Linked DNA regions of Homo sapiens: region 1 is linked to region 2. Evidence: chromatin loops called from intact Hi-C (ENCODE). Cell type or tissue: Calu3. All regions are shown on one strand. Each heading gives the region's core, and the rest is flanking DNA. Links, peaks and the distances in the headings are about the cores only.

Evidence for each region. A loop is a pair of places that touch in the nucleus more often than their neighbours do. Peaks named below come from ENCODE experiments on the same cell type or tissue, not always from the same donor. Only the 100,000 strongest peaks of a DNase experiment are listed, where the experiment ranks them.
Region 1: it touches region 2 in a loop (3-fold over the local background); 2 of 110 quality-filtered maps call a loop at or near these places.

What each region holds. Positions count from the first base shown.
Region 1 is chr3:7,797,366-7,808,369 of GRCh38, forward strand. No RefSeq gene overlaps it. Among named protein-coding and RNA genes, the nearest start is that of GRM7-AS1, 270 kb to the left of the region's middle. In Calu3, for the core only: no CTCF peak of the experiment used is centred there; no DNase peak of the experiment used is centred there.
Region 2 is chr3:7,870,969-7,881,972 of GRCh38, forward strand. No RefSeq gene overlaps it. Among named protein-coding and RNA genes, the nearest start is that of GRM7-AS1, 340 kb to the left of the region's middle. In Calu3, for the core only: no CTCF peak of the experiment used is centred there; a DNase peak (open chromatin) is centred at 5,093.

The sequences.
Region 1 (11,004 bases), core at 1,085-9,084, 74 kb before region 2:
AAGTGATTCCTTCTCCTCCAGTCAGCAAGCGTAAGTATCTCTACAGGAGGACAAGATGGGTGTTTGTCTGCTGTATGTGCTATCAGTTACATTTCCTGCATGCCTCTCCTAATAGGTGTATTAGGAATATATGTGAAATGTGTTTAAAAATTACAGGACATATTTATCATACATAAGGTCTATCACCTTTATGCGTTAATTAACTGCATTGACTAAATGCAATGCTGCAGGAAAAAAGTGCCAAGTGGCTAATTTAGATACAAAATATTACAGGCATTTTTTAAAATTGAGAATAATTTTCACTATATTGGATGTTCACATTTCAACTGGCTATAAACCTGAATTTCAAGCAACACCAGACTTTGCTATACTTGGCACTCACCATGGGTAAGAGACTAGGCTAGGCACTATGGAATACAAAGGAACATGCAGCCTGTGTGCTTTCTAAGCTTAGTTACTCACCTGGACAGAGACATAAACAAGTAAAATAAAAATAGTCAAAATCTAGAGTTAATGTCAAGTGAGAGGAATATACAACAAATGTTATCTCTATTGAATCTTGCAAAACAGACAGTTTCCACAAGAGAGAAGAATGAAGGAAATTCTAGGCTGGGGAAATGTGAGGGAATAAAGAAGGAACAGCCTGAGAAGTCTCTCCCTCAGCCCACTCTATATGGGCATGTAAGCTAGCAAAGTGACAGGAAAATTTAGCGACATCCATGAACACTGAGATGTGCAGACACCGTGACCCTGCAATACCACTTCAATGCATACTGTAGAAGTATTTGCACATCTGCATAAAAATCATCACATTCATTTTTTCTGCAGCTTTGCAAAAATGTGGAAACAGCCCAAATACCTGTCAGTAGGCAAATGGATAAACAGAACTTACAATGGTCAGTAATAATTATAGAGAAGGAGTGTCCAATCTTTTGGCTTCTCTGGGCCACACTGGAAGAAGAATTGTCTTGGACCACACAGAAAATACACTAACACTAACAATAGCTGATGAGCTAAATAAAGAAAAACGTCACATAAAATCTCAATGTTTTAAGAAAGTTTACAAATTTGTGTTGGGCTGCATTCAAAGCCATCCTGGGCTGCACGCAGCCCATGGGTTATGGGTTGCGCAAGCTGGTTCTAGACATTTAAACAGATTTGGAGTAAAAAAAGCAAATTATGGAAAGATACACACATTATGACACGATCTATGTGAGCCAAAATAAACACAGAATAATGTCATCAATTATGTACTCTAAACATGAACTGGAAAAATATACAACAATACTAATACAGGGGCTGTTTCAGGGGAACGTGAGAGGGAATCAGGATTGGAAACAGTAATTAAACAAAACTTTAGTTTATCTTTCATAGTCTTCTCTTTTGGATTATCTATCTTCTATATCATTTTTGTAATTAAAAAAACTATAACCGTAGAAATTATACATAGACTTATGTATTTTAAAAAACAGGAAGTGATTGGCTAACTACCAACAAAGATTAATTCCAAATAGCAGAATTATGAATGTCATCTTCTGTTTTGTACTTTTTAGATTTCTTTTCCAACAATTAAAATGATCCGTCCCTGACCAATAAATGTAATTAAAATTCTAAAACACAGAGCCTAGCTAGAGGTCAGTGAGGGAGAATAATTTGAGCAGAACATCATTGAGGGAGTTTTAGAAGAGGGGGTCAAAAAGATTTGGTGCTTGTTCACAAAAGCCTCTAAATTCAAGGTTAAGAAGTTTGGACTTCATCTTGTACCCACTGGGAATCATTACTTGTTTCGGAGCTGGAGACCGTCATGGATCAAAAGGATAAATCAATATCCATTCTTCACCACTACTTCTCAAAGTATATCTTTTCACCATCATTTCCAAATTGATAGAACTCTAAGGGTTTTTAGATGTTGGGTAGAAACTTAAGAGACACATTCTCTTCTCTCCAGGGGTGTTACTGTGTAAGGAAGGATTTGGACACTTAAGACCTGTAAAAAACACGTGAAGAGCTGCTCTCTTCCTCTCTTCACTCCCCTTTACACCATAGCATGAACATCCCTAAAAAGCACTTGAAAATGATGCCTTTTCAACTCTAAGTAGCAACATGTTCATCCATTAGCAAGCAAAAGTGTTATTGCATTTCTTTCATCTCTACAGCCTCCCAGGTCCTGCTTTTCAAAGTAGAAGTGAGTAATAAACCTGTGGTGAAAGGAACAAAACACTTATGAACGGAGTGACTAAAAAGAAAAAAAAAAAAAAGTGATTATCCTTCCTAAAAACCCAGGGTGTTGCCGAATTAAGGGACACTGACCAGTAAACAGCCATGAGACAGATTTAGTAGATTTCCGGAATCTAGCATGTGTGTATAATTTAGTACAAAAGCACATCATGAAGAAAAATAGTCTAGTGGAATGGGTTAAATTTGAAATGTCATCAACTAGAAGGAAAGGTCAGCAAACTGTTTTTCAAACCTAAAAAAAAAAAAACCCAGCCTCATCCTTGACTCCCTCTTCTGTGTCTCTTTCAAATTTCGGCTCACGATAGTTTAACAAAACAACAACAAAAACAACCACAAAAAACAGCAAAACAAAACAAACGGCCCAAAGGGAAATAAATCTAACTGATATAAAATTGAAAAAACACAAGTGACAAGAGCCAGGGAAGACAGGACGTCATCATTTAGTAAAGCATCCACTAACTGCTTGACCACACTCCAGCAATTTCCATAACTCATGATTTTCAATATTCATACTTGTCATTGTTCATTTTTCTTACATCACATGCATTGTGTGCCAGCTACAAGCCCAGCCTGTTCTGTGCACTAGGGGATCAGTAGAAAACAAAATCCCTGTGATCTGTGCTCACAAAGCTTGCATTCTTGCATTCTAGCAGGCATAAAAGAGAAAAAAGAGAAGTAAATACACAGCATTCTGGCTAACTCGTTTCAGAGGTGAGGAGACCATATCCCTGAGTAACTTGCTCAAAGTTACTTGCTCAGTAATTTGCCCAAAGTTTCATGAGTAAGCAGCCTAGAAGTGACCACAATAGGCTACCACAAAGATACTTCCCAGAGGTTACTGTTTTCTACTTCTTTATTATAGAGTATTATCTATACAGGATGAGCCTCTGTCTTTTAAAAAGAAAATCACATTGTTGGAGGAGCTAATGTGCAGCTTATTTTCTGAACCTGAGTGAAATACAAAATATTGTCACTAGAGGGCAAGTTGACATATGCTTTATTTATTTTACTGAAAGAAAAGATAGTGCTACATTTTGGGAAACAAAGCCTTTGAATCAGCTTATATTTATTACATGATTCTCATCTTGGTTAAAACTACATGCAGAACAGTGACGGGTAAGTAGTACTTTTACAAAGTAGTGTCCAAATTTTAGACATTAAATTACGATGTGTAGCCCCTTTTTACCAAAATCACAGGTGCATTTGTTCCTCACACTTAATTTTCATGATAAGGACTATCTCGCATTAGGCTTGATAGAAATAGAATTTTTGTCATCCTCCTCCTTGTCTGCCTCGGGAATGGCCACTGTTCTTTCAAGATTCAGTTCCCTCTCCTCTTCCAAGCCTTTCCTTTCCTGTCTCTTCTTTCCCAGAGGATCTTGCCATCTCTCACTGGCCATGTGCACTGTGAGCAGGCTTCAATCAGAGCACCATCAAGATTTTCCTAATATCCCCCAGTGAGTGAGCCTCTACCTGGCCTAGGCACTTGTTGCCTGTTGACTCTTCTCATCTTCACCATCACCTGCAATGGGGAAATTATTACTTCCCCACTGGAGTAAAGAGAAGCCCAGAGTGGCTAAAAGCTGAAGCCAGGGCATAGAGCTACTAGCATGACCCTTGGTTACCAGATGTTTTTATTAAACTGTGTGCTCCCTAAGAATAGGGATCATCTTTCTAGGGTCTAGCATTTTGCCTCAAGAAAAGGGAACCTGCTCTATAAATGTAAGAGTAAACAGATGCTGTAAGACAACTCAAAATCTCTACCTCTCAAAGTTGGGGGAGAAAATGACATGATTTGTGAGAAGTATCTGGTTGCATGATAGGCATATAGTAGGCATAATAAATTCTTATCATGACATGTTGTTGGTCTTACAATAGATGTCATGTGTTAACATAAGTTCAAATTCAAATTTTCCTCCATGGCACGGCAAGATCTGACGCCTATCTAAATCTCCAACCCTGTCTCTCTTGCCTGACTCCAACTCCCAGGCCACACTGGCCACTTTCCTGCTCCTCAAAGGTGCCAAGCTGGTTCCTGCCTCAGGGCCTTAGCACTTGCTATTCCCTTGGCCTATGTAACTATTTTCCAGGCCTCCATGGACATCACTTCACATCCTTTAAGTCTCATTTCAGCTTTTACCTCCTCAAAGATACCTTTACTGGCTACTCTTAAGTGTTCCTTCACCACTCCTTCCCTATCTCAACCTCTTGTTTCCTTCCTTCATCACACTAAGTACAGTCTGTGACCCTTTCATCCATCTGTTTACTTACTTTGTCTCTCATTCCCTCGGCTAGAAGGTTCATCAGGGTCGGGTCCCTGTCCGCTCACAGGCACCATTACAGGCTCAGCGCCTGGCACACAGCAAGCTAACCACAAAATATTTTGGTTGAAATTATGGATGGATGTGTGGATAAAGGAACAAAGAATTAGGATAAAATGCTAAAAATCTGAATGCTCAAAAGTAAAAGGGAGCCTGAAGGAAAAAAAACAAATGAGTTGCTAGGATATGATTGGGAGACACACACAGGCTTTGGAATCAAACACACACTGAGTTTAAGGCTCAGCACTGATACCGTGAGATGCTGGGGCTTCGAAAATGATACTCCAGAGTATGGCAGTTTGGCATCCTTTGGCATCCTTTGTTTCCTTTTCTTCAAACCCAGGATCTCCTGTTTGTGCGGAATATGTTGAATTCAAAGACTGAAAGGGCCTCAAAGATTGAAAGATTGAAAGGGCCTCAGAGCAGTCTCTTTGTGACCTTCTCCTGCTCTCCTTTCTCTACTAAGGTAGGTCATAGATACTGGAATTTCTCTTCCCCATGGTGAGTCATAGAAACTAGAAATTATACTCTAACCTACCCCTATCTTTCTGTGTAGGAGCTGACCATAAAGAAATTCTCTGACCCACCTTGTCTGACAGTAGATCCTAAGACCTCATTCCCAGAGGGGCTGTGCTCCATGCTGGAGGGTGAGGAATACTGTGCAGAGAGGTCAAGATGAATCTGAACAGATGGGCTTGCTGGGTCCTTTCAGTCTATTACCACTAGAACATTCCATTTTTGTCTAATCACATTTCTACCTGGGTGTCCTTTATACACTGAACTTAAGCATAAAAATAGATGGTTTTCACTGAGTCTTGGGGTTTTTAAGACATGCCATGTAAAAACTTTGGTTACATAAATTTGTTACGCTTTTCTCACGTTAACCTGTTTTCTGTTATAGGAGTGCTGGCCATGACTCTTACGGTAGGTGAGAGAAGGCATCAATCAAACCTTTCCTACCCTACAAACGTATTCTGCCATTGTCCATGCACAATCGCACCCTCTCCTGGAAAAAGAAAATATATCTGTTCCCTGGTCCCAAAACTCTGATTAAACAGGCAACAGAGTTCTACAAGTCAGGAAAAAAGCAGGCTTTCATTCCATCACAATGACATCCACTGACCTCCAGCTTGATGGGTAGATGTGGTAGGGACTCATGCAACCCAGGACTCACCCTCCGTGCTTCTCTAGCCCTGGCGCCAACTCTGCTAAGGCTCCCCACGCTCTTCACATGGCTTCAGGGCCACAGTGTACACAGTATTCTCTGTACTTCATGCAAATTAACTCACGTACTGCTTTTAACAACTCTAAGAGATTGGTATTATTATTGTCACCATTGTACACATGAGAGGAATAAGGTACAATCTACAAAATGATTTTAAAGTCCTCACTCTTAACCCCTACTCAACACTGTCTCTATTATAACGACAACTACGAATTTCTGAGCACCGATCCTGTGCCTGGCACCATGGTAGCTGTGCTCATCACTCACCTCCCTGAGGTAACTTATAAGGAGATGCCACTAAAGTATCTGATTAGGTTGAAGCAGTGGTCAAAAGCATCTATTTCAAACTGCTTCGAAAGCCATCAAGTTTCTTACAAATGCCGTCACTGGGAAGACATTTGAAAATATAAAAACAATTACTGGGTTATCTGCCATGGACTACCAAACAATGTTTAGAGCATACTTTTCTAAATTATCTGCTTCTAGCCTTTCATTTCCATAGAGCTCTGTTACAACTCTAAGTTATAAATAACTAAAAATAATCCCAAAGAAATTTGTCTATAGATTTACAAATAAATTACATCTGTTAGAGGGTTCAGTTAACTTCAACCCTTTTCCCACTGGGGGAAGAAACAGTCTGGCATCCATTTGCACATTCATTTCAACCTCCTGTACACTATATCCTTTTGTGCTTCTTAGACTTCTCCTGTGAACCTGTTATAGTATCTTTCTGATTTCCTCATTACTAATGAGTTAAGTAAAATCTTTAACACGTGTTCATTTTATATCTGTAAGAGACTCATGATTTTACATCTTGGTGTGTGAAAATTATCCTTTAATGCTGCTGATTATTACTATGAAAGAATAAAAAAACTCACTTTTTTTGGCTTACTCACTCTGTCAGCACATGAGGCATCAAAGGCTCTGATTTCCCTTTTCATTACATTCAACCACCTTTATTATAGTGGATATGAAATGATAGAATGATGCTTTGATTTACTTTCATAGGCAGGTGGCATGCATCATATAATATTGCAGAGTTGTTCCAACTTAGGTTGGAAAAAAGTGGGTCAACTGCTGAGACCTGTGAGAATGTAGAAACATATTAACTCTAAACAGCTTTGTCCTGCAAACCTGAACAAAAAGAAATTCAGTGTGACTGTCAGGACAGATGCTCCAGAAACAGTTTTGAGAGTGGGCATCTCAGCGAATCTGTACCGACCAGCTGGAGAAAAAAAGGAAAATACAAAAACCTGTGAGAACAAAGACTCCACTTTATACACAGGATGGCCAGATGATATTGAAAACAAATCCTCTAATAAAACACAGCTTGGAATAGAAGAATAAGGTAAGTGAAACAGACGAGTGTACACTATCAGGAGATACCTGATAAAACCTAGAAAGGGCAAAATTCGCAAGACATGTTCCACAAAAAAACCAACTTGGAAATGAAACACAGAATTGAAAGCTAAAGTGGTAATAATCTGACCTAGCAAGATGGAACAAATAGGTGGCAGAGAGGAGACGCACTTGGTTGGAAAAAAATATACAAAGAGATGGAGGGAAGATGATCTATTTTACTTGCAAGGCATATTCAAGCCCAGATCTATTTCGGAAAGGCACTAGAAGAGATACGTAATTCCCAATAGGGTACAAAAACGAGGCATATGATCAAACAAATACACATTATGGGTCCTTCTACAAGATAATTAGCAAGATAAATGTCAATGTGATTCCATGAAAGGGGAGGAGGACAGTTCAAGGTTAACAAAAACTAGGCAAGGGTCTTCAGTCTTGGCTGTGTAGTGAAAGCACCTAGGGTGCTTTAGAAGTACCCAGCACTTTGGAAGGCCAAGGAGGGCAGATCACCTGAGGTCAGGAGTTCAAGACCAGCCTGGCCAACATGGTGAAACTCCGTCTCTACTAAAAATACAAAAAATTAGCCAGATGCATTGGCATGTGCCTGTAATCCCAGCTACTCGGGAGGCTGAGGCGGGACAATCTCTTGAACCAGGAGACAGAGGTTGCAGTGAGCCGAGATTGCGCCACTGCACTCCAGCGTGGGCGACAGAGCAAAAATTCGTCTCGAAAAGAAAGAAAGAAAGAAAGAAAGAAAGAAAGAAAGAAAGAAAGAAAGAAAGAAAGAAAGAAAGAAAGAAAGAAAGAAAGAAAGAAAGAAAAAAGACTGATGCATGCCTGAGTTTCACACTCAGAGATTCTAGTCTAACTGGCCTGGTATACACCTGATACTGGGTCTTCTTAAAATAACTCTAGGTAATTCTATTAAGCAGCTGAGACTAGGAGTCAAGATTGCACTAAAGCAGTGTTTCTCAAACTTTAGCTTCCGAGTCAGCTGGAGGGCTTGTTAAACCACAGATGCTTGGCTGAGTCTCCAGAGTTTCTGATTCAGTAGATCTAGGGTAGAATTCGAGAATTTGTATTTCTAATAAGTTTCCAGAAGATGCTGATGCTGCTGGTCCAGTGATTAACTTCTGAGAACACTGCACTAAAAAGACGTAACAACCAGATATAATACGTGAAATTTGACAAGATACTTATTTTAAAATACACAAACTATAAGATTTTAAAGGACTTATTGGGAAAATCTGAAAAAAAATGGAAGTTAAATATTATGGGATTTTTAATTTTCATGGGGTAGATGGTAGTATTCAAGCATGGAGAATTATGTCATTTTTTTTAATTGAAATTTGAAGTAGGTAGCAGTGTTTCCTAAATTTTTAACTTCAGGACTAGTATTCAGTGAGACTCAATTGGAGAAACACTGCATTGCAACCTAAGTCAGTCCTTCTATTATTCGACTTGAGGATGGTTGCCTTATACTCACTCCACACAAAGATACTAAATTTCTCAAGTTTGGGGCATGTCTGTAAAGTTCATCTTTTTAATCATAAGCACCTACTACAGAAGCACAATAAATACTTCATGCTTCTTTTGAATATACCTTATCACCTACCAGAAGTCCCTAAACAGAAGACCTCTGTTATTTAAAATCTTCCATAAATCGTTGAACTCTAAAAACTGCAGTTAATGTAGAAAACAAATCTGTTTATATTACAGTACAAAGATAACATAATTGAAATGATTTTTTTCTCCTGAAACCTCATATTAAACATTTTCCAATTCTGTGTCATTCATGGGAGCATAAAGCTCTCTGGGTTTTCGTAAATCTAGAACAACATCAGTAAGAGAAGCTGTCAAATCCTGGAAGCAACAGACCAAAAACTGATCCCCCAAAAATGTGCCCAGGAAAATTCATGCTTTATTACTTGAGGACCCCAAAATCATCTAAGATTGATGTCAACTCTGTATATTTTGTCCATCCCTGTCAAGTCCTATCAATTCTCCTTTCACTTTCTATTTCCCATCTTTCTGCCTTAGTCTGTAAGTATTTATTAGCGTTTCCTTCCTCTTAAGTAGGCTACCTGTCTCCAATCCCCATGCCATCCTTCCAATTCATTTACATACAGAATGATATTTCTAAACCAGTGATTGACAAACTATGGCCTGCAGGCTGAATCCAGCCTTCTGCCCATGTTTTTTTTTTGTTTTTTTTTTAATTGTGTTGGAACGTAGTCATGTCCATTCATTTACATATTGTCTAATGCTGCTTTCACGCTATAACGGCAGGCAGTAACAACAGAAACGATATGATCCACGAATCTGGAAATATTTACTATCTGGACCTTTCCAGAGAAGTTTGCAGATCCCTATTCTAAACTCTTAGTATTCAAAAGTGTGCTCCACGTACCAGAAACATCAGTAGCATCTGAAAGTTTGCTAGAATTGCAAAATATCAGGCTCCACTTCAGGACTGCTGAATCCAATTACGTATTTTAATAAAAACCTCAGTAGATTCATGGGGGCATCGAGGTAGCACAAACGTTGCCCTAAAGTACACATCATACCACTCTCCTGTTAAAAAATCTTTCAGAAATTTATCTTAACAGACATCAGTTCAAAGTGATATGCATATGGGTGTGCCAATTCATTTTATTGTATACCTTACAGACAGATCATCAATATATGAAGGAGCAGGACATCACTCTCCAGGGGCAGCCATGGGAAGGGCTTCAAATCTCTCTAACTAAATTGGCAATAAAGGGTTTGAGAAGTAGCATAGGGTATGAAAGTTGTAACTTTTGGTGAAATGAGTAGTGCTAGAACACATGAGGCTAGAGAGACTGAATGAGAACTTCTGCCCTCAATGAGCAATGTGTAAGGATACGGTGAGCCCAGTAGTTTAACTTTGGAGAAATATCCTAGGTTAGAATAATCTATATGTTCCTATGTCCCTTCTTCTTGCCACGTGCTGTCATTTGGACATTTGTCTGTCTCAAACCTCATGTTGAAATCTGTTCCCCAGTGTTGAAGATGGGGCCTAATGGGAGGTGTTTGGGTCACATTCCTCATGAATGACATGGTGCTATCTTCATGGCAATGAGTGAGTGTTCACTCTGTGAGTTCCCACAAGAGCAGGTTGTTAGAAGCCCTGACATCTCCCCTCTCCGTTGCTTTCTCTCTCACTTTGTGATCTCTGCACTGGCTGACTCCTCTTCATCTTCCGTCAAAGTAGCTGGGGCTTTCACCACATGCCTGATCTTTTCACCAGCAAAATCAAGAGCCAAATAAACTTCTGTTTTGTTAATTAGCCTCAGATGTTCCTTTATAGCAACACAAATGGACTAAGACATCATCAAATTCAACCAAAAGGCCAATTGATCCAGCTTTGAGAATATTGGTTCATCTGCTTCAATGTGAAACTATCTTGCAAGGTGCTTCACCAAGTGAGTACTTCACGGAGTTTCTAGAAACTGGCTATTGCTTCTTGAGTCTGTCTTCCTACAACACTTGTACATGTGGCATAGTCTCTTTGGGACTGGTTGTCATTAACCATTCTCTCTGGTAGTTAGGTTGTAAGGAAAGAGGTAAGCTACTCCTTGCATGTAATTGTTGGGGAAAATTAGATATAATCCCAAAGAACATGACATGCAAGTGGGTGAAGTAAGGTTGAAACAGGAACAGCCTCCCTTGTGGGATACCACCTAAACACACTAGCTGTATCATGCCACCATCCTGTTAAATAATACATTTAAGACAAGGTAAAATCATGAATTTACCAATTAAACTGATATAAAATGAAGGCATGTTAAAGATTGTATTTAATCCATTATTAACGAGGTGATTGGGAAGCTGTTACAA
Region 2 (11,004 bases), core at 1,930-9,929:
CTGTTATTTCTGGTATATATTTTACTCATGAAAAGATTTTCCCCCTAAATTATTATAAAGAATGCTTCCTGTTTTATTTATTTTTTGAAGGAATTATTTTGAAATCAACATTAGTGAGTAAATAAACAGATGGGGACATTTATACTATGAGGGGTGAAGCATTAAATTACATCTGAGTTAACATGAATGGATAGAGAATGTCAACATTCTTTATTCAGAGCTTGCAGGCATTCATTTCACTTCCCAGGGAATGCAGGCAAATGCATATTTATGTCTTCTTTGAGCAGTCTAGATTGTTTAAATTTGTCTAATTTGGGGCTTCCTTTTACCTCTGAACATATGCTATTTATCTTAGGACCCTGACAGCAGCCCTTTGTTTAAGAATTAATGCCTAAATAGCAGTCTTTACGTAGCTTCAAATTAAAAATATGCACTTATCTACTTAATTTAGTTTTATGCTTCAGTGAATTTCAAATACATCCTGTCTTGTTTATTACATCATTGCAGGAGGATTTTTTAAGCCTAAGTGTTTTAATGTTAGATATTTAATCAACTCTCATCTGACTTTTATTCTAACTGAGAAGGACTGAGGAGGGGGGACCGATCAAGAAAGTGAGCTTGGTTTGGCTATTTGGAAGTAAATATTTAAATTTAGTGTAACTAATGACTATCTAGGATTCCTAGGCTCTTGTCACATAATGCAAGGGTTTATATATGCCTATTTTCCGTAGTTCACGGCATCACGGGAAGAATTGTAAGAGGTGGAGTGCCTTAGGTATCAGCTAGACTGGCCTCTTTTTATAGATTAGTGTCTTCAATACCAGAGGACAGGGAAACAGTTCATCTCACTAAAGTCACTCCGTAGGCAGGTACCATGTTCTTTTTGCCCTGTGTGATGACTTCTGAGGACAGATGCACTTTCCACATCTTTCTGTCTCCAAAATCTGCATTCTTTTCCTTCCAAAATCATGACCACCACCCCTCTGTTCTCATATCCCTTCCTATTTCTTCTCAAATTCTGCATAAAAGAATGAGGAAGCTACTAACCTCACCCATCTGGAACTGGGCATCATTAACAGACCATTGCTCAGGTTTGGGGCCTGGTTTGTCCCCCAAGGGCAGGAATTTTTATCAGTTTTTTTTTCTCTGCCATATTCCCAGCACCTAGAAGTGTGTTCATTACCTAGTAGATACTGAATGACTGAATTATTAAATGAATAAATTAGTGAGCGAATAAATTTTAAAAATGAATGAAGTCATTCATGTATTTAAGCCCCAATCCCCAATGTGACTGTATTTGGAGACAGGAACTTGAAGGAGGTGATTCAGGCTAAACAGTTCATCAGGGTGGGGGCCTAATCCAACAGGGACTGCTGTCCTTATAAGAAGAATAAGAAGATACCAGGAGTATGTGCACATAGAGGAAAGGCCTTGTGAAGACACAGCAAGAAGAGAGCCATTTACAAGCCAGGAGAAAGAAAACCATCATCAGAAACCAACCATGCCAACATGGTGACCTTGGACTTCCTGCCCCGAGAACTGTAAGAAAATAAATTTCCATTATTTGTGATAGTCTGTGGTATTCTGTTATGGCAGCCTGAGCAGACTAACACAAAGGCCTCTCATGTCTCTTATGCTAACATCCAAACTCCTTAATTTGACACACAAGGCCCTACATAGTCTGACCCTCCATCTCCTGTAAGACCTCATAAAATAATCCCCCTCACTCTCACCTACCAGAAACACTCATGCTCTTCCATTCTCTTGTGAGCTCCTGATTTTGCTGTCTGGGTCAAATTCCCCCATTACAGGTCTTCAGCACTAGATATTCATCCCTTTCTATTGAACAGGATGATAAATGGATTAATGCTCATTTCACCCACTGTTGTGCAAGCTGTAAGAGAAGAGGCATGCATTGCCTTCTGCTATTACTTTATCTCACACCTATCCAGTACTGGACATGACATTTCTACTCAAATATTTGCAGGATGAATAAATAAATAAGTATATTGAGTTAGTTGAATCAAAGAAGAACAGTTGACTAATTACAGCATAGGATTAGGAATATAAATTGTCATGCTAAAGAATATTGACAAAAATTCAGAAGTCTGGCAAAACTAAGTGTCACAGAGAATAAAGATACATAGGATACACTCACATTCCTGGCAAGTGTATCAGCTGATACAACCACTTTGTAATTGCCTCAGTTTTATTCTTTAAAGTAGTGTTTCTGAGCCAGATGTGATTTGTGTACCCCCTGCCTCAGGATATTTGGCAATGTCTGGAGTCATTTCTGGTTGTCACAACTCGGAGGTGGTACTATCAGCACCAAGTGTATAGAGACCAGCCATTCAGCTAAACACCCTATGCTGCACACAACAGCCCCCGGGACAAAGAATTATCTGCCCCAAATTTCAGCAGTGCCAAGTTTGAGAAACCTTGTACTAAACTAGACTAGTTATATATCTTATGGCTTGGCAATTGCATGCCTAAGTAAGTACCCAGCACATGCTTGCACATTTACAAGAGGAGACACTACAAATGTTTATACAAGCACTGCTTACAAGAGAAAAGGCTAGAAATAAGTCAAACACCTCTCAATGGCAGACTAAATTGTGATGTATTCACCCAATAGAATATTATGTAGCAGTCAAAACAAATGAATCAGTGATATACAATAAGCTGGATGAATCTTAGCTACATAATATTAACTGAATAAAGTTATATACCTTGTTTAATAAAGTTAAAAGCAATTACAATAAAAGAATACTTTATAATAGTGCATATAGAATCATTAAAGCTATTAAAAATAAGGCAAACAATTGACAAGCATAAGATTCGGGATAGCGACTTTTTAGGTTGGGAATAATAGAAGGATGTAGTGGGGTAAGAGACTGAGGTTAATGTAGGTTACTGTGTTAGCTTTTGTTTAGGGTGGTGAGTTTGTAGGTGCTTAATCATTTTTAAAAAGCAATAAATGAGTAGATAAATGAATGAATGCAGGCCGTGTATAGACCTAATGATACAAGTGTGTTGTGAGCCAATTTTTAAGATTAAACAAATTACAGGCAACTGCGGACCAATTTAAAAGCAAAAAGTTTTTTCACATAGATGGCAGTTTTCATAGAATGGTATGAAAGACTGCCTTGCTATGAAAAGGACTTTGTTTTAAATTGGTCCTCCACCTGTGATGTCATTTGAAAAAGAACACCTGCTTCTAAGAGAAAACTTTGAAAACCCTAAATGAGCAGTTATTAAATGTTTTAAGAGGGATGTTGCAATATCATAAGATCTATGACATGAAAATGGAATGAGATACTGCATAAAGGAAACCCTTCTCAGGAATGTCCGCATATCAAAGAAGAGAGCAACATTAGATTCCCAAGAAATGACTCATGCATGGTATAAACCCAAAAGCCAATATCAAGAAGGAAAAGGGAAGAAGATACTATAAGGTTCTTCTACCCCAATCATAGCATGGAAGTAAAAAAGAGATGGAAAGAGCCAGATGTATATATACAGTCAAATCTGCCACAGTGCAGTGCTTCAAAATACTGACATACAAATGCACTAGAAGCCAGCTAGCCTGCCTACCTTTCTGTCTTTTCTTTAGAAAGTTATTAGGATCAAAGCCTGTGCGAAGGAAGTGAGAAAGGTGGTGCTCCAGAAGATTTGGAAGACTGGCTCCAAAAAGGAAGACTAAGTTAAGAAAATAGAGGAGAGGATCAAAGCAGCCAGGTTTCTCACTGTTGAAGAAGGGAGTTACAAACAGAGAAAAAACTAGAATGAACACTGTGTTGTTAGATTGGAACTGAATAATATTAACTCGTGGTTTGATAGATTAGAAAGATAGGGAAATATGGACGTTAATGTGGGTATTCACACACATATCCACGTACAAATTCTGTCCACCAGGAGAACCCGATAGCAATAAGCATACCTTACACTTATATCTTGGTTTATTAAAACAATTATTTGCTAAAAAGAACCAGCATTTCTTAGATAGAGTTAATTCTAGACCTGGGACAGGAAAAGTACACAAAGAATCTGAAACGTCTTGCTATGACAGAGTGTAAGGATGTGTTCAAAGAATGGTGGAGTCATGTCAGGCACTGCATCTAACAAAGTGATGCCCATTGACCAAATCTGGGACAATCTGAGCATCAAAGTAAATTATAGTAATGGTTTATAATCAACTGAAAATAAAATTGGAATCCATGAGTCTATATGGATATAAGAAAGTTAATACATTAAAAAACTAAGGGAAAAAACCAACTACCTCAGAGTTGAATTCTAACTAATGTAGAAATGAATGCCAGTGGTAGTTGGTAAAAGGTTGATGGGTAACAGGGTATTTACATAGTCTCAATATATTTTCCCAAACACAGTCAGTTCTCTGGATCCCTAGGTTCCACGTTTGTGTATTCGACCGACCACAAGTTGAAAATATTCAGGAAAAAAATGGAGGGTTGCATTTGTACTAAACACATACAAACTTTTAAAATATTGTCATTATTCCCTAAGCAATACAATATGATTATTTTATATAGCCTTGACATATTAGCTATTATAAGTAATCTAAATATGATTTAAAGTATATAGGAAGATATGTACAGCTTATAAGCCAGGAGTGTCCAAACTTTGGATTTCCCTGGGCCATATTGGAAGAATAATTGTCTTGGGCCACACATAAAATATATTAACACTAATGATAACTGATGAGCTAAAAAATTTCAAAAAATTGCAAACAAATTCAATGTTTTAAGAAAGTGTATGAATTTTTGTTGGGATGCATTCAAAGCCATCCTGGGCCACCGGTTGGACAAGCTTCTTATGAGCAAACACTCCACTATTTTATGTTAGGGAATTGAGTATCAGTGGATTTTGGTATTCACAGGTGGTCCTGGAGCCAGTCACCCAAGGTTGCTGAAGAATGATTGTATTTATTAAATACGCAAGGGAAAAAACATTATAGTAAAGAAACCTGGCAAACACTACCTTAAGTGATTAGAGTGAATATCATTATTGATGAGTCACATTGAAATCATGCACTCCCTGATAAGATGCAAGAAGAATGTGGAGTCATTTGTGTGATATTCCTGCCAAACAGGCATAGCCTGAATTCAATCATGAAATAAACATCAGATAAACTTGAAGGACTTTCTTTAAAAAATAACTCTCCTACACTCTTCAAAAAGTTTCAAGGAAAGACTAGGAACTATTCCAAATTGAAAGAGCCTAAAATAATATGAAACTGTGGGCCAAATGTGACTCTTATTTATTCCTTTGGCTATAAAAGACATTGCTGGGATATTTGGCAAAACTTGAATGGCTGTTAGTAATGTAGTAATGTTAATTTCTTGATTTTGATGGTAATTCTATGATTATTCTATAAACAAAGAGAATGTTCATGGAGAATATAGGCTGAAATATTCAACATATTCCAGGAAACATCACATGTAGCTTATTCTCAGATGGTTCAAAAAATGTGGTTTTCTTTTCATTTTTCTCTTAAATTGCACTTATTTCAAAAAATAAAGATTCATAAATCCTATCACTTTTGTAGAAATAAATCACATGGAACTTGAAAGAAAACAATGTTTAAGCAGTAAATTTGTGATATGTGGGTATTTAAGAACAGGGTACTTGTTATGAAGATGCATGGGGTGGTGGGTGAACAAATGACAAAAAATAGATTGTTTAAGAAGTCTGTATTAGTCTGTTTTCACACTGCTATAAGTGACCTGAGACTGGGTCATTTATAAAGAAAAGAGATTTAATTGACTCACAGTTCCGCTTGGCTAGAGGGACTTCCTGAAACTTACAATCATGGCAGAAGGCAAAGGAGAAGCAAGCATCTTCTTACATGGTGGCAGGAGAGAGAGAAAGCAAGCGGGGAAGTGCCACACTTTGAAACTATCAGATCTCATGAGAAGTCATTCACTGTCATGATAACAGCACGAGGCAAATCCACCCCCATCATCTAATCACCTCCCACCAGGTCCCTCCCTCAACATGTGGGGGATTACAATTTGAGATGAGATTTGGGTGGAAACATAGAACCAAACCACATCAAAGTCTCTTCACAAAATAGCAACAGGAAATTGTGTGGAGCCTGGGTATAGGGAGGAAGTTATTGAATCATGCCTTTCATCCTGTTTTAAGCTGATAGAGGGAGATGTCATTTAATTGCCTTGGGTTTATTTACACAAGAAAATGAAAGTGCCAATAGTAACCTGTGAAAAATGCCAGAACTCAGGGTTGGTTATATATGACTAGTTGAGGGGTTTTCTAATCACAAATGTCTAAGTCTAATGCTCAAACACAGCAAGATAATTTATCAGTTATTCAGAAAGAGTATGGAAAAATAGTGGTGAAATAGACAAACAGCCCATTTTTATTTTTACATCTAATTGTTCTCCCTTCATGGAGTTTACCTTAAAATAATTTGTTAATAATGCTGAGAGCTGTTATTTCTATCTGTAAACAGCTTACTAGGGATAGGTCATTTCTATGAAGTTTGGAAAGGAAGGGCTGGGCATAGTGACTCATACCTGCAGTCCCGGTACTTTGGGAGGCCGAGGTCGGGAGATCTCTTGAGCTCAGAAGTTCAAGACCATCCTGGGAAACATGGCAAAACCCCGTCTCTACTAAAACTACAAAAATTAGCTGGGTGTGGTGGTGCACACCTGTATTCCCAGCTACTCAAGAACACTGAGGTGGGAGAATCGTTTGAACCCAGGAGGTAGAGGCTGCAGTGAGCTGAGATTGTACCACTGCACCCCAGCCTGGGTGACAGTCTGACTTCATCTCATAAAAGAAAAAAAAATTAAAAAAAAAGAAAGAAAGAAAAAATTGGGAAGGAGAAAGATGAGGTGGGGGTTAGGCCAAGGTGGTGAACTAGAAGCAGTTATGTATGCCACTCTCACAGAGAAGAAACAAGAGGGCTGGCGAACATTGGCCCTGCAAGGCCAGTCATCTGAGAAACTACATCGGGTTCCATCAAGGCAGCAGGGGAACAGAGAGAGCAGAGAGGAGTGAGGCTGGAAACCAGCTTGTATTAGTTTAGTGCAGAGCTGGGAGTACCTCTCAAAAGCAGGAAAGGGTGAGTGAATGAACTCTCCACAGGGACCTGTCTGGGAACCTCTCCTGGGAATGAGAGATTCCCCCTATCCCTCCTGCAGCCTTCCTTCTAGACTGGGGTAGAGAGCCATCTGGACATTCTGTGAGGGCAACTCTTAAGTTCAAGGAAATCTCTACAAGCCTTGGGCCCCAGAGTAGACCAGCACTGGCAACACAGCCTCACTAGAGTCTGTAATCATAGTGCCTGGGAACAACAGGATTGCTCCACCCCATTCCCTTACCAGAAAAGATTGGTGCCAGCTTCCAGCCCAGCTGTCCTACTTTGGCCTGAACTCAGCTGGCAGCCACAGGCTCCTGTTGTCCCAGGAAGTTCCTGGGTGGCAAGGTAGGAGACCCCTACACACTGGTAGCCAGGCAGGCAAAACTTGCCAGAACTTCTAGCCTAATGGTACCGCTGCTGTGTGGATTCTGCCAGATGATACATTTATCCGGTGGCTCTGAGAAATGCTCAGATAGCAGGGTGGGTGAGGCCACCTACCCCTGCCACTGGTAGCCAAGCAGACAATGTCTGCTAGAGCTCCCAGCCTAGTGGTCCCAATTTTATGTGAACTCAACAGGTGGGTGCAGCCTCCTGTGTCCCAAGAAGCAACTGGACAGCAGGGAGGGCAACCCCCAACCACATCTGCCGCTGATAGCCAGGCAAACTACAACTGCTAGAGCTTCCATAATTCTACTTCTGCCTGAACTCTGGGCAGGCACAACCCTGTATTCCCCGGAAAGCACTTGGACAACAGATTAGCACTGACCTGGCAAGGATATAGCCCATCTACCAACTGTGGCCCCTAACCTGAGGGAGCCCTGTGGACCAGAACAACCCCCCTCCCACCAAAACAAACAAATAAACAAACAAAAAAACAGAAAACAGTGGCCTGGAGATAGGAATCAGAGGACTCCTCCAAGACCCAGGAACAGACTAGAATTGAAGCCAGTTGACTGAACTCACCTTATATCATAATCAAACCCCCAAGGGCACGAAAGAAGATAAAAGCAAGATCCATTCATAGGAAAGCAATTTCAAAGACTGAAGGAACATCAGCCCTACACAGATAAGAGTAAACCAGCACAAGAGCTCTGGCAACTCAAAAAGCCAGAGTGTCTTCTGACCTCCAAATTATTGTACTACTTCACCAAAAATGGTTCTTACTCAGACTGAAATGGCTGAAATGTCAGAAATAGAATTCAGAATATGAATAGGAATAAAGATCGACATTCTGGAGAAAATCAAAACCCAATGCAAGGAATCTAAGGAATACCATAAAACAATGCAAAAGATAAAAGATGAAATAGTCATTTTAAGAACAAAAAGAAACTGATCTGACAGAGCTGAAAAACTCACTTAAGAATTGCATAATACAACTGCAGTATTAACAACAGAACCACCAATCTGAGGAAAGAATCTTAGAGCTTAAAGATTGGTTCTCTGAAATGACTCAGACAAAAATAAAAAATAAGGAATGAATAAATCCACCAAGAAATATGAGATTAGGTGAAGAGACCAAATCTATGACACACTGGCATCCCTGAAAGAGAGAGAGAGAAAGCAAACAACTTGCAAAACATATTTGAGGATATCATCTCCCAAAATTTCCCCAACCTTGCTAGAGAAGCCAACACTCAAATCTAGAAAATGCAAAGAATCCCTGTGTGGTACTATATAAGGTAACCATCCCCAAGACATACAGTCATCAGATTCTCTAAGTCGAAATGAAAGAAAAAATGTTAAAGGCAGCTAGAGACAAAGGGCATGTCATCTACAAAAGAAACCTCATGAGGCTAACAGTGGACCTTTCAGCAAAAACCCTATAAGCCAGAAGAGATTGGGGCCTATATTCAGCATTATTAAAGAAAAGAAATTCCAACCAAGCATTTCATATTCAGCCAAACTAAGCTTCAAAAACAAAGAAACATGATCCTTTTCAGCCAAGTATACAGAATTTATTACCACTAGACTGTCCTTACAAGAGGTCCTAAAGGGAGTGCTAAATATGGAAAGGAAAGATGATTATCAGCCACCACAAAAACACACTTAAGTACATAGACCATTGATACTATAAAGTAACCACACAATCAATTCTGCAGAATAACCAGCTAACAACACAATGACAGATTCACACCTACACAATATTAACTTTGAATGTAAATGGGTTAAATGTCCTAATTAAAAGTCACATAATGGAAAGTTGGATAAAGAAGCAAGACACAACCATGTGCGGTCTACAAGAAACCCATCTCACTTGCAATGACAGCCATAGGCTCAAACTAAAGGGATGGAGAAAAATCTACCAAGCCAATGAAAACCAGAAAAAAACAGAGGTTTCTAATTTCAGACAGGACAGATTTTAAACCAATAACAAACAATAAAAGCAAAGAAGGGCATTACATAATGGTAAAGGGTTCCATTCAACAAGAAGATCTAACTGTCCTAAATATATATGCACCAACACAGGAGCATCCAGATTCATAAAGTTCTTAGAGGCCCACAAAGAGACTTAGGTAATCAATCAATAATAGTGGGAGACTTCAATGCCCAACTGACAGTATTAGTTTTCTGCCTTGATGATCTAACAAAGATATCCAGGACCTGAACTTGATATTTGATCAAATGAGCCCAACAGACATCTACAGACCTCTCCATCCCCAAGCAATAGAATATATACATTCTTCTCATTTTCACATGGCACATACTCTAAAATTGACAACACAATCAGCCATAAAACAATCCTCAGCAAATTTTTAAAAAGTGAGATCAAACCATCTACATTCTTGGACTACAGCACAATAAAATAGAAATAAATAATAAATGATTAAAAACCATACAATTACATGAAAATTAAACAAGTTGCACTAGAATCACATTTAGGTAAACAATGAAATTAAGGCAGAAATCAAGAAGCTTTTTGAAACTAATAAGAAAAAAGGAACAATATACCAGGATCTCTGGGCCACAGCTAAAGCCATGTTAAAAGGGTTGTTCATAGCACTAAATGCTCACATAATAAAATTGGAAAGATCTCAAATTAACAACCTAACATCACACCTAGAGGAACTAAAGAAACAAGAGTAAACCAACCCCAAAGACAGCAGCAGAAAATAACCAAAAACAGAGTTGAACTGAAGGAAATTGAGATGTGAAAAACCATCAAAAAGATCAATGAAAGAATTTCTATGTATTTTTGAAAGAATGCATAAGATTTGGCAGACTGCTAGCTAGACTAATAAAGAAAAAAGAGAGATTCCAAATAAACACAACCAGAAGTGACAGAGGGGACATTACCAACAACCACAGAGAAATTAAAAAAATTAAAAACCCTAAGGGACTACCATGAATACCTCTATGCATGCACACTAGAAAACCTAGAAGAAATGGATAAATTCCTGGAAACATACACCCTCCCAAGATTGAACCAGGAAGAAACTGAATCCCTGAACAGACTAATAATGAGTTTCAAAATTGAGTCAGTAATAGAAAGCTACCAATAATAAAAAGCCCAGGACCAGAGAAAATTACAGCCAAATTTCACTAGCTGTACAAAGCAAAGCTGATACTAGATTTACTAAAACTATTCCAAAAATTGAAAAGGAGGGATTCCTCCCTAACCCATTCTATGAGGACAGCATCATCCTGACACCAATACCTGGTAGAGACACAACAACAAAAAAGAAAACTTTAGGCCAATATCCTTGATGAACACAAATGCAAAAATCCTCATTGAAATACCAGCAAACCAAATTCAGCAGCACATCAAAAAGCTATTCCACCACAGTCGAGTTGGTTTTAATCCTGGGATGCAAGGTTGGTTCAAACACACAAATCAATAAATATGACTCATAAACAGAAAAAAAGGACATGATCATCTCAAT